Regions from separate parts of the Homo sapiens genome. Here region 2 is linked to region 1. The links are chromatin contacts, found by Hi-C in ENCODE. All regions are on one chromosome and are shown on one strand. The core of a region is the stretch at or near the end of the contact, and the rest is flanking DNA. Distances in the headings are between cores, read along the strand shown.

Region 1 (5,909 bases), core at 991-3,490:
TCTCCCCGCCCTGCCCCGCCCGCCCCTCACCTGGGCCTCACTCGCTGCCCGCGCCCGCCGCCCCGGGCCCGGCCTCGAGCGTGGCGAGCTGCAGGCGCACGCGGCGGGAGCCGGCGGCGGGCGGCGGGGGCGCGCGGGCGGCTCGGCGCGCTCTCCGGGAGCCGGGCGCGGGGCGCTGGCCCGCGGCGGCGGGCGCCGACCAGCGGCGGGAGAGCTTGCGCGCCAGGCGGGCGAGCGCCGAGGGCCGCAGGCCGTAGTCGCGCTCCAGCTCCTGGCGCGAGATCTCGATGTTGCCGGTGTACCAGAGGATCCAGCCCAGCAGGCTCAGGAACACCAGCAGCGCGCCCGAGTAGATGAGCAGGTCCCCGAAGTCGCGGCCGCGCACCTGCAGCTGCGCGAACACGCCGGTCAGCAGCGCCGCCATGCCCGCCACATCCAGCGCCACGGCCAGCAGCAGCGCCATCCGGCAGCGGCCCAGGCCGGCCGCGGGTGCTGGCGCGGCCGCCGGCGCGGACGGTGCACCCGGCGGGCTCCCCTGCGAGGCGCACACCGCTGGCGCCGCCGCCATGGCCCTGCACCGCCGCCGCTGGCGCCCAGAGAGAGCGTTCCGGGGTGCGGCCCGGTCCGGGGCGGGGTCAGGGGACGGCGCCAGGTGTGCCAAGCTCCCGCCTGGTCACCTGAACCGGGCTGGGCGCGAACCGGCGCGGCCGGGGTTACCCTGGTCGTGGTTTCCGTGCAGGGGCTATTGCTCAGAGGCCTGAGCTGGTGGTAGCCAGGCGCACAGCCACGGGTGCCTAGGGCCCGTGCCACCCAGGGAGGTCACATATGGCCAAAAATCAGGGCATTTTAGTGGTGGCAGCATGGGACACTCGGAGCCGGGCGTGGCGTTGTTTCTGCTCAGTGTCCGCCTCCCGAAGCCTGTGCAGATCAGACAGTGCAGATCAGACAAGGCCTTTAGACACCAAGGAGCTCTGGGACGCGAGAACCAGTAGTCGGGGTGATCTAAGAGGGGAAGCTCCGGGTTCCGCGGAAGCTGAGTTTCCTTCACTCAGCGCGTGTCTTCTGGGGTCTCCTGTGTTCAGCGAATGAAGCCACGGGCACAAGGACGGACGAGACCCATCAGGTCCAGAGCGCACCCGTGGAGGAAGCTGGGCGAACCCCGACTGTCCTATGGAGGATAGTCCTATGGACCAGACGAAGCCCCTGCCCCAAGGAGTGCCCGGGTGTAACCGCAAGTTAAGGAGCCCTGGGGAGGTGACACAGGCACCCTCATTCCTTTTGTTCAGTAGGAGTCTCTGAGGCCTCCCCAGCACCATGCCGCGTGGGTGAGGCCGAGGACACAGAGAAATATCAGGCAAGGCTCCTGCCCCCTTAGGGTGGCCCTGACAACGGATCATAACCTCCCAGGGAGCTGATGGGGTGTGACAGGCACACCATAGGCTGGAGGCACAGGTGGAGGGCAGGGAAGAGGACCGGCAAATCTATAGAATCCTAAAGGGAGCCAAGAGAAGCCACATGCAAATCTCCCTCCCTCCAAACAATTCTCCCTTAGAGGGCATCCGCGCTCCCCTGGGGTGGCAGTCAGCGAGAAGTTTCCGTGTAGGTTCTCCCCAGGCTTAAACAGTTTAAGAGTTTTATTTCAAGAAAACCCTGGGGAGGGCGAACTGCAAGAGGGCTGCCAGGATTAGCCGAGGGATTCCGAATGAAGACGGAGTATTTCCGAACATACACACCTCTCCCAAGAGCGTTTCCGGAGGGTTCCGAAAATACCCGAGCGGGCCTCGGCGCCCTCATTGGCCATCACCGCGAGGGCTTACGAAGACCGGAAATATCCAAAGGTGCCGGGGCTAGGCTTATATAGTTCACGCATTCACCAGTTCATTCATAAAACAAATGTTTGTTGAGCGCCCATCATATGCCAATCACAGTGACAAGTGCTGGGTGAGCAATACTGGAGAGATAACGCTGAGGTATGGGTCCCAGGACCTCTCGAATTGGAGCCACTCGGAAATCCAGCGGTAGAGTTTCGAAAACTTCCGAACGGTTCCCGGAATACGCTCTCGGCCCTCTAACCGAAGAGTTCCGAATATTCCCGAGCGTTGAGCGAATTTTCGGCGGAAGCAGCCGAACATCATCGAGCCGCCTCGGAGGTGGGGACCGACAACTCCTGTCGTGCCCGCCCGGAGAGGAAGCGGAAATGCGTGTACGGTATTAAAGGCGTCGCCTCGCCCCTCGCCTTCCTCTTTCCGTCTCAGGTCGCCGCTGCGAAGGGAGGTGAGCGTTCGTCTTCCTCGCGTGGTCGCCATCTCCGGCCCGCCGCGCACTCCCTCTCAGTCCTCTGCCTGCCTTCTCCCCTTGCGCCTCAAGGGTCATTGGCGGACCCCAACCCCTCCCCGTGAAGTCGTTGTGAATTTTCAAGTTATTTTCCCCTCACTCTCATTCGCCGCAGCTAGTCTCGGCTGCCTGAATTCGGTCCCGCCGCCTTAGGTCACTCAGTCCCGCCTGACAAGAGTTCTAGGTCGCTGTCTGCCCTCAGGGGTCTCCCATTCACCCAAGTTCCCAGTCGCTCTCTTCCTCTGCTGTCCGAGCGTGGCCCGTGGCCTAACGCTGCTTTAGTTCTCTGTGTCTGACGCTTTCCCTGTGCCCGTTTCCCCGCAGCCGCCGCCATGTCTGCGCATCTGCAATGGATGGTCGTGCGGAACTGCTCCAGTTTCCTGATCAAGAGGAATAAGCAGACCTACAGCACTGTAAGTGGGGCCCGGATGCGTGGCTCCTGCGGGAGGAGGGTCCTGAGTCTCTTGACTCTGGGTCAGAGGGCGGGACCTTCGCATGTCTCCGGGTCCCTTATTCACGATGCCTTGTGCCGCCTCCTTCCCAGGAGCCCAATAACTTGAAGGCCCGCAATTCCTTCCGCTACAACGGACTGATTCACCGCAAGACTGTGGGCGTGGAGCCGGCAGCCGACGGCAAAGGTGTCGTGGTGGTCATTAAGCGGAGATCCGGTGAGTTTTGTCTGGTTTGGGCCAGAGAGCGGCCCCTTTCCCGGGTCTGGGAGCTGTGATTTTTTACTGTCAGGCAGGAAGAGCGGTAACTGCCATCGCGGCGGGCATCCCTGGCGCCAGGGTGTTGGTCTGGGTACCGGCTTCCCTCTCGGCCGACTTGTCAGCTCTGTGAGCCGCGCGCGTCTGAGCCCGTGTCCTCACCTGTAAAGTGGAGAAATGAAAAAGGACCTGAACTTCCTCGGTGGTTGTTGAGAGTTAAGGCACGGGGTTGATGTTTTCAGATGAAATTCTCAAAGCAAGTCAGGGTGGGGATGGATGGTTTCATCCCACAGGTGGGAAGATTGAGGCACAACAGGGGAGGGGCCCTCGCTACCACACTTAGGAGGGGACAGGCTGGGTTGGTTGCAGCCATTTGATTCCCATTTTGCCTGTGTAGGTTAGAGAAGAGGTCTTGGGGACCCCACTCCATACATTGTGCTGTCAGGTGCAGGCCTTTTTGGGGATTCCCTGAATGTTCGTGTGAGTCGGGGGTCTCTAATGGAGGAGTCCAGCTTCACATGTGTTCTTGACAGGGCTGTATTTTCTTTTTAGAGTGAGTTTTTCTCAGGTCCTTGATTGGAACTGCCTCAGAGCCAAGGGTCCTTTTACTCAGTGGCAGCAACAAACGCAGTCTGTTGGCTAGTGATCCTCCTGTCTCAGGGACACGTAGTCCAGGGAGCAGCCAATTGCTTGGCACTTGGGGACCCCGTTCTGGGGAGTCCTGAAAGCTTTCACCTCTTGGATTGCCGAATACATGGGTGGCCCTTCCTAGACTAAGGGACTGGCCTGAGTGAGGCTGGGCCTCTCAGCCAAGCTGATGTTGAACCACTGCTGTGGGGATGGGCCTGGGGTTCCTGGGAAGCTGTTCATACCCATTGCCAGGAGCGTGGGCTCTGGCTGGACCTGGATCAGATCCTAACTGAAGCGGCAGCTTTCTGGCATGAGAAAGGAGTGTTTTCATGGTGGACAGAATTGGGCTATGAGTGTGGCAGAAGCTGTGTCCTCAGTACTCCGTGATGACGAGTGAGCCTCTGTGAAATGGACAGGTGGGAAAACAGCTACCTGCTGGCCTGCCCAGGCACCCGCCACGGGCCCACGCTGCTCAGCTTCTCAATGTGAGACTGTCCACACCTGCGAGGTGTGCTAAAGGTGCAGGTTAGGTGGACTGACCCCAGGACCTCCCTGACCCCCAACCAGGCCAGCGGAAGCCTGCCACCTCCTATGTGCGGACCACCATCAACAAGAATGCTCGCGCCACGCTCAGCAGCATCAGACACATGATCCGCAAGAACAAGTACCGCCCCGACCTGCGCATGGTGAGCTGGGGTTTGGGGATCAGGCTTGGGGAGACTGGCCAGTGCTGTGGGGAAGGGCCTCCCACTACTGGTTGCAATATGGGCTGGAGAGGGATGGATTCTTGCTTTCAGCCTACTCCCCACACCCAGCATTGGCCTAGGGGGCGGCTTGTGGAGTGTATGGGCTGAGCCTTGCTCTGCTCCCCCGCCCCCAGGCAGCCATCCGCAGGGCCAGCGCCATCCTGCGCAGCCAGAAGCCTGTGATGGTGAAGAGGAAGCGGACCCGCCCCACCAAGAGCTCCTGAGCCCCCTGCCCCCAGAGCAATAAAGTCAGCTGGCTTTCTCACCTGCCTCGACTGGGCCTCCCTTTTTGAAACGCTCTGGGGAGCTCTGGCCCTGTGTGTTGTCATTCAGGCCATGTCATCAAAACTCTGCATGTCACCTTGTCCATCTGGAGGTGATGTCAATGGCTGGCCATGCAGGAGGGGTGGGGTAGCTGCCTTGTCCCTGGTGAGGGCAAGGGTCACTGTCTTCACAGAAAAAGTTTGCTGACTTGTGATTGAGACCTACTGTCCCATTGTGAGGTGGCCTGAAGAATCCCAGCTGGGGCAGTGGCTTCCATTCAGAAGAAGAAAGGCCTTTTCTAGCCCAGAAGGGTGCAGGCTGAGGGCTGGGCCCTGGGCCCTGGTGCTGTAGCACGGTTTGGGGACTTGGGGTGTTCCCAAGACCTGGGGGACGACAGACATCACGGGAGGAAGATGAGATGACTTTTGCATCCAGGGAGTGGGTGCAGCCACATTTGGAGGGGATGGGCTTTACTTGATGCAACCTCATCTCTGAGATGGGCAACTTGGTGGGTGGTGGCTTATAACTGTAAGGGAGATGGCAGCCCCAGGGTACAGCCAGCAGGCATTGAGCAGCCTTAGCATTGTCCCCCTACTCCCGTCCTCCAGGTGTCCCCATCCCTCCCCTGTCTCTTTGAGCTGGCTCTTGTCACTTAGGTCTCATCTCAGTGGCCGCTCCTGGGCCACCCTGTCACCCAAGCTTTCCTGATTGCCCAGCCCTCTTGTTTCCTTTGGCCTGTTTGCTCCCTAGTGTTTATTACAGCTTGTGAGGCCAGGAGTTTGAGACCATCCTAGGCAACATAATGAGACACCGTCTCTAAAATAAAATTAGCTGGGTGTGGTGGTGCACCGCCTGTGGTCCCAGCTCCTCAGAGGTTGAGTAGAGGCTGAGGTGAGCGGAGCACTTGAGCCAAGAGTATGAGGCTGCAGTGAGCCCATGAGCCCCACCACTACACTCCAGCCTGGAAGACACCATGACACACAGTGAGGCCTGGATGGGGAAAGAGTCCTGCTGTTGATCCTCACATGTTTCCTGGGCACCTAACTCTGTCAGCCACTGCCAGGGACCAAGGATCCAGCATCCATGGCACCCCTGGTTCCTGCCATCCTGGGGTACCCGATTCAAAGAAGGACTCTGCTCCCTGTCTGAGACCACCCCCGGCTCTGACTGAGAGTAAGGGGACTGTCAGGGCCTCGACTTGCCATTGGTTGGGGTCGTACGGGGCTGG
Region 2 (5,909 bases), core at 601-3,100, 380 kb before region 1:
ATTAGCACTTGCTTGCTCTGGATCTCATCACATTGATGATCAAGAACAAAGTATTCACTGGGTTCTCTGCTAAGGATACAAAAAAAACCATTCCACAATTCCACGGCCATGTTTGCACCCAGGAACCACGAGGGCTGGGTTAGCCCAGATGGTGGGCTTGGGAAATGTTCCTGGAGCAAAAAAAAGAGCCAGAAGTCATGAGAGCCTGACCCCCTCCCCCAACGCGCACACACACACACCACTCTCTACCTCCAAGCCTCATTTTCAGGCTTCTCAAAGCTAAGGTCACTCCCATGAGCTAAGCCGCGCTTTTCTCAATCCTCAGCTCTTCCACAAGAATAGGAAGAACTCTCTCCTGTTCAAGATCCTGTGGCTCAGCTGCAGCTCTGGAAGAAAGACCCCGGTGAGGGTCTTGCTTTTCACAATCCCCAATCCCAGACCACATCCTGTGCCCCAAAACAACTTCCATGGTAACCACATCCTTCAGGAAGTGAAGTCAGGCAGGAAGTCAAGTCAGAAGACGGAATGGGCTGGGCATGGTGGATCGCACCTGTAATCCCAGCACTTTGGGAGGCAGAGGCAGGTGGATCACATGAGGTCAGGAGTTTGAGACCAGCCTGGCCAACATGGTGAAACCCTGTCTCTACTAAAAATACCAAAAGTAGCCAGGCTTGGTGGTGCATGCCTGTAATCCCAGCTACTCTGGAGGCTGAGGCAGGAGAATCGCTTAAACCCGGAAGGCGGAGGTTGCAATGAGCCGAGATCGCACCATTGCACTCCAGCCCGGGGGACAGAAAAAAAAATGTAGCTGAGCATGGTAGTGCACGTCTGTGATCTCAGCTACTTGGGAGTCTGAGGCAGGAGAATCACTTGAACCCAGGCGGTGGAGGTTGCAGTGAGCCAAGATTGTAATAGTCCAATGTGTTCACCTTGCCCACTGCCTAGACAGAGCTGATTCGTCAAGACAGGGAATCGCAATAGAGAATAATTCATGCAGAGCTGGCTCTACGAGAGACCAGAGTTTTATTATTATTCAAATCAGTGTCTCCCAGCATTCAGGAAGCGTTTTTAAGGATAACTTGGTGGGTGGGTGGGAAGCCAGTGAGCCAGGAGTGCTGTTTGGTCAGGGATGAAATCGTGGGAGCCAAAGCTATCTTCTTGCACTCAGTTCCTGAGTGGAGGCCAAAAGATAAGATGGGCCAGTTTATTGATATGGGTGGTGCCAGCTGATCCATCAAGTACAGGGTCTGCAAGTTAAACGCTGATCTTAGAAGCAGTTTAGGGAGGGTCACAATCTTGTAGCCTCCAGCTGCATGACTCCTAAGTCATAATTTCTAATCTCGTGGCTAATGTTCGTCCTACAGGGCCAATCTAGTCCCCAGGCAACAAAGAGGTGTGCTTTGGAAAAGGGCTATCATCTTTGTTTAAACTATAAGTTTCTCCCAAAGTTCAGCCTATGCCCAGGAATGAAAAAGGACAGCTTGGAGGTTAGAAGCAAAATGGAGTCAGTTAAATCTCTTTCACTGTCTCAGTCATAATTTTGGAAAGGTGGTTTCAAGCTGGCACAACTGCACTCCACCCTAGGAGACAGAGCGAGACCCTGTCAAAAAAAAAAAAAAAAAACAAGAAGTGAAGTCAAGATAGGAGGTAAATTCGGAAGACAGGAAGTGGTGGTAGAAGACAAGAAGTGAAGTCATACAGGAAGTAAAGTCAGAAGACAGGAAGTGAAGTAAGAAGACAGGAAGTGGTTGTAGAAGACAGGAAGTGAGGTCATACAGGAAGTAAAATCAGAAGACAGGAAGTGACGTCAAACCAGGATTTGCAGTCGGAGGCAGGCAAGAAGTGAAATCAGAAGACGGGAAGTGGCTGAGGGGAACGTCTTTTCTCTCTCCTGCTCAGCCCGAAGTGAACAGGTAGCATCAGGTGTGCCATTTCAGTGACTGGGCACAGCCCAGGCACCCACATCTCTCTGCAGCGCCTATTCTTGGAACACCAGAGACCTCTACACTATTTTCTGTTGCTTTTTTCCTTCATTTTCAGAGATGAGATCCTGGATTGAATGACTACTATGGAAAGTGATTGACCAAGGTAAGTCACAACTATCTTGTTCTTTAATTTTGGTGTTGTTTGTTATGACTTGTTAGCCGTCTAGCACTCATAGCTTTGCATTTCCACTCTGCATTACTTGTATTTTTATTATTTTGTGATATTCGTAATAATTTATTATAAAACTGTGTTATTTTTGGATATTTTTAAGTTAAAATGCGATTTTTTAACTAAGTGGCAGTATGCAAAGCAAGTGGTTCAGAACTCTCCCCCATTAATAAGTCTTCTCTCCTGAAAGAAACAATTTTGAGACTTCCTGTTCTTAATTCTGTTTAACAGCATACTTCTAAAAGAAAAAGTGTATACTGTTATTATTTATTGTGTTACAAAAATATACACGCACCTTTCATGCACGTCCGTGTGAAGAGACCACCAAACAGGCTTTGTGTGAGCAATAAAGCTTTTAATCACCTGGGTGCAGGTGGGCTGAGTCTGACAAGAGAGTCAGCGAAGGGGGATAGGGGTGGGGCCGTTTTATAGGATGTGGGTAGGTAAAGGAAAATTACAGTCAAAGGGGGGTTGTTCTCTGGCGGGCAGAGTCGGGGTCATAAGGTGCTCAGTAGGGGAGCTTTTGAGCCAGGATGAGCCAGGAGAAGGAATTTCACAAGACAATGTCATCAGTTAAGGCAGGAACAGGCCATTTTCGCTTCTTTTGTGGTGGAATGTCATCAGTTAAGGCACGAACCGGCCATCTGGATGTGTACGTGCAGGTCACAGGGGATATGATGGCTTAGCTTGGGCTCAGAGGCCTGACATTCCTGTCTTCTTATATTAATAAGAAAAATAAAATGAAATAGGGGTAAAGTGTTGGGACAGCAAAAATTTTTGGGGGTGGTATGGAGAGATAATGGGTGATGTTTCTCAAGGCTGCTTTGAGCAGGATTAGGGGCGGCGTGGGAACCTAAAGTGGGAGCGATTAAGCTGAAGGAAGATTTTGTGGTAAGGGGTGACATTGTGGGATTGTTAAAAGAAACATTTGTCATTTAGAATTATTGGTGATGGCCTGGATACAGTTTTGTATGAATTGAAAAACTAAAGGGAATAAGGAAAGGAGAAAAACAGGTATTAAAGGTCTAAGAATTGGGACGACTCAGGACATCTAATTAGAAAGTGCCTAAGGAGGTTCAGCATAGCCTTGCCAGCAAAGATTATTTATTTATTTTAAGAGTTAACAGTGGCGGTATGGGGATAGTACCAGGAGATACCAGCTGTGCTGGCTTGGAGAAACAGTGTAAACTGGCAGTGTAAACAAGAGCAGGGCATGTGTGAGTAGTTGAGAACGGTGAATAGGAGTATGACTAGACAGAAGATAGTAGGGATGACAAGTTTTTTGGGGCACAATCTAAGTTGGTCTGGTGTCTGGAATGAGACTGGGGCCTAATAAAAAGGAGTGTCTACACAGGAGCTTAAATGGGCTGTATCTTGTAGCATTCCAAGGACAGGCCTGAATTCTGGAAGCGAAAATGGTAAAAGTATTGTCCAGTCCTTTTTAAGTTGGTGGCTGAGCTTGGTGAGGTGTGTTTTTAATAGACCATTAGTCTGTCACTGAATACTAAGAGCCTGAAAAAATGCTTGGCTGATTTGACTAATAAAGGCTGGTCTGTTAGCAGACTGTATAGAGGTGGGAAGGCTGAACTGAGGAATTTTGTCTGACAGAAGGGAATGACAAGGCTAAACTGAAGAATTATGTCTGACAGAAGGGAAGAAATGACTGCGGTGGCCTTCTCAGACCCTGTAGGAAAGGACTGTACTTACCCAGTGAAAGTGTCTACCTAGACTAAGAGGTATTTTAGTTATCTTACTCGGGGCATGTTGAGTAAAGCTAATTTGCCAGTCCTGGGCGGGGGCAAATCCTTGAGCTTGATGTGTAGGGAAGGGAGGGGGCCTGAATAATCCATGAGGAGTAGTAGAATAGCTGATGCAACACTGAGAAGTGATTTCTTTGAGGATAGATTTCCACAATGGAAAGGAAATGAGAGGTTCTAAGAGGCTGGCTAGTGGCTTGTACCATAGCATAGCCTGCCTTTGCTGGTGTGTGGCGATTAGGCCTGGTGGAACCGCCATCAATAAACTAAGTGTGATCAGGGTGAGAAACAGGGAAGAAGGAAATGTGGGGAAATGGGGTGAACGTCAGGTGGATCAGAGAGATGCAGTCATGGGGGTCAGGTGTGGTATCTGGAATAATGTGGGAGGCCAGATTGAAGTCCGGGCCAGGAACAATGGTAATTGTGGGACTTAACAAAGAGTGAGTACAGCTGAAGGAGCCAGGGAGCAGAAAGTATATGCATCAGGTGTGAGTAAGAAAATAGATTTTGGAAATTATGAGAGCTGTAGAGAGTGAGTTGAGCATAGTTTGTGATTTTGAGGGCCTCTAAAAGTATTAAAGCAGCGGCAGCCACAGCACGCAGATATGAGGGCTAGGCTAAAACAGTAAGGTCAAGTTGTTTGGACAGAAAGGCTACAGGGTGTGGTCCTGGCTCTTGTGTAAGAGTTCTGACCGCGCTAACCATGCCTAGGAAGGAAAGGAGTTGTTGTTTTGTAGAAGGTGCTGGGGCTTGAGAGATCAGTCAGACACGATCAGCAGGGAGAGCACGTGTGTTTTTATGAGAATTATGCCGAGATAGGTAACAGATGAGGATGAACTTTGGGCTTGACTGAAGTAATGGGGGCTGTCTGTGAAACCTTGCAGCAGTACAGCCCAGGTAATTTGCTGAGCCTAATGGGTGTCAGGGTCAGTCCAAGTGAAAGCGAAGAGAGGCTGGGACGAGGGGTGCAGGGGAATAGTGAAAAAAGCATCTTTAAGATCAAGCATGGAATAGTGAGTTGTGGAGGAAGGTATTGAGGACAAAAGAGTGTAGGGGTTGGGCACCACAGGGTGCATAGGCAAAACAATTTGATAAGGCGCAGATCCTGAACTAATCTGTAAGACTTTTCCGGTTTTTGGACAGGTAAAATGGGGGAATTGTAAGGAGAGTTTATAGGTTTTAGAAGCCCATGCTATAGCAGGCGAGTGATAACAGGCTTTAATCCTTTTAAAGTGTGCTGTGGGATGGGATATTGGCATTGAGCAGGGTAAGGGTGATTAGGTTTTAATGGGATGGTAACGGGTATGTGATCAGTTGCCAGGGAAGGAGTAGAGATGTCCCATACTTGTGGGTTAAGGTGGGGGAATAGGAGAGGAAGACGCGAAGGAGGCTTTGGGTTGAGGAGAAGGGTGGCAATGAGATGCGGCTGTAGTCCAGGAATAGTCAGGGAAGCAGATAATTTGGTTAAAATATCTCGGCCTAATAAGGGAACTGGGCAGGTGGGGATAACTAAAAAAGAGTGCATAAAAGAGTGTTGTCCAAGTTGGCACCAGAGTGGGGGAGTTTTCAGGGGTTTAGAAGCCTGGCCGTCAATACCCACAACAGTTATGGAGGCAAGAGAAACAGGCCCTTGAAAAGAAGGTAATGTGGAGTGGGTAGCCTCCGTATTGACTAAGGCGACGGACTTACCTTCCACCGTGAGTGTTACCCGAAGCTCGGCATCCGTGATGGTCTACAGAGCTTCCGAGGCGATTGGGCAGCATCAGTCTTCAGCCGCTAAGCCGAGAAGGAGTCAGAGAGCCTTGGGCCAGAGTTCCAGGGGCTCTGGGAGTGGCTGCCAGGTGAGTTGAACAGTCCGATTTCCAGTGGGGTCCCGCACAGATGGGACACGGCTTAGGAGGAATCCTGGGCTGCAGGCATTCCTTGGCCTGGTGGTCAGATTTCTGGCACTTGTAGCAAGCTCCTGGGGGAGGAGGTTCTGGAGGAACGCCTGGCCGC

Evidence for each region. Hi-C counts contacts between places; a loop is a spot of excess contacts on that map. Pooled maps may share reads with other maps.
Region 2: a pooled map shows a loop between it and region 1 (10-fold over the local background). The contact joins the promoter of GP6-AS1 here to the promoter of RPL28 in region 1. A Hi-C loop is called at or near these places in 5 of 50 pooled maps.

The regions. Positions count from the first base shown.
Region 1 is chr19:55,383,692-55,389,600 of GRCh38, forward strand. RPL28 (ribosomal protein L28) reads left to right here and starts at 2,241. Exons shown (of 5, transcript NM_000991.5): 1 at 2,241-2,274; 2 at 2,659-2,747; 3 at 2,879-3,002; 4 at 4,239-4,357; 5 at 4,552-5,909. The coding sequence starts at 2,667. The coding sequence ends at 4,641. It overlaps TMEM238 (transmembrane protein 238), which reads right to left and starts at 601. Exons shown (of 2, transcript NM_001190764.2): 1 at 31-601. The coding sequence starts at 568. The coding sequence ends at 38. MIR6805 (microRNA 6805) reads left to right here and starts at 4,490; the gene lies at 4,490-4,551. RefSeq lists silencers at 107-196, 487-826 and enhancers at 201-1,163, 1,117-1,186, 1,217-1,286.
Region 2 is chr19:55,004,377-55,010,285 of GRCh38, forward strand. GP6-AS1 (GP6 antisense RNA 1) reads left to right here and starts at 1,851. Exons shown (of 3, transcript XR_001754013.3): 1 at 1,851-1,913; 2 at 2,041-2,088.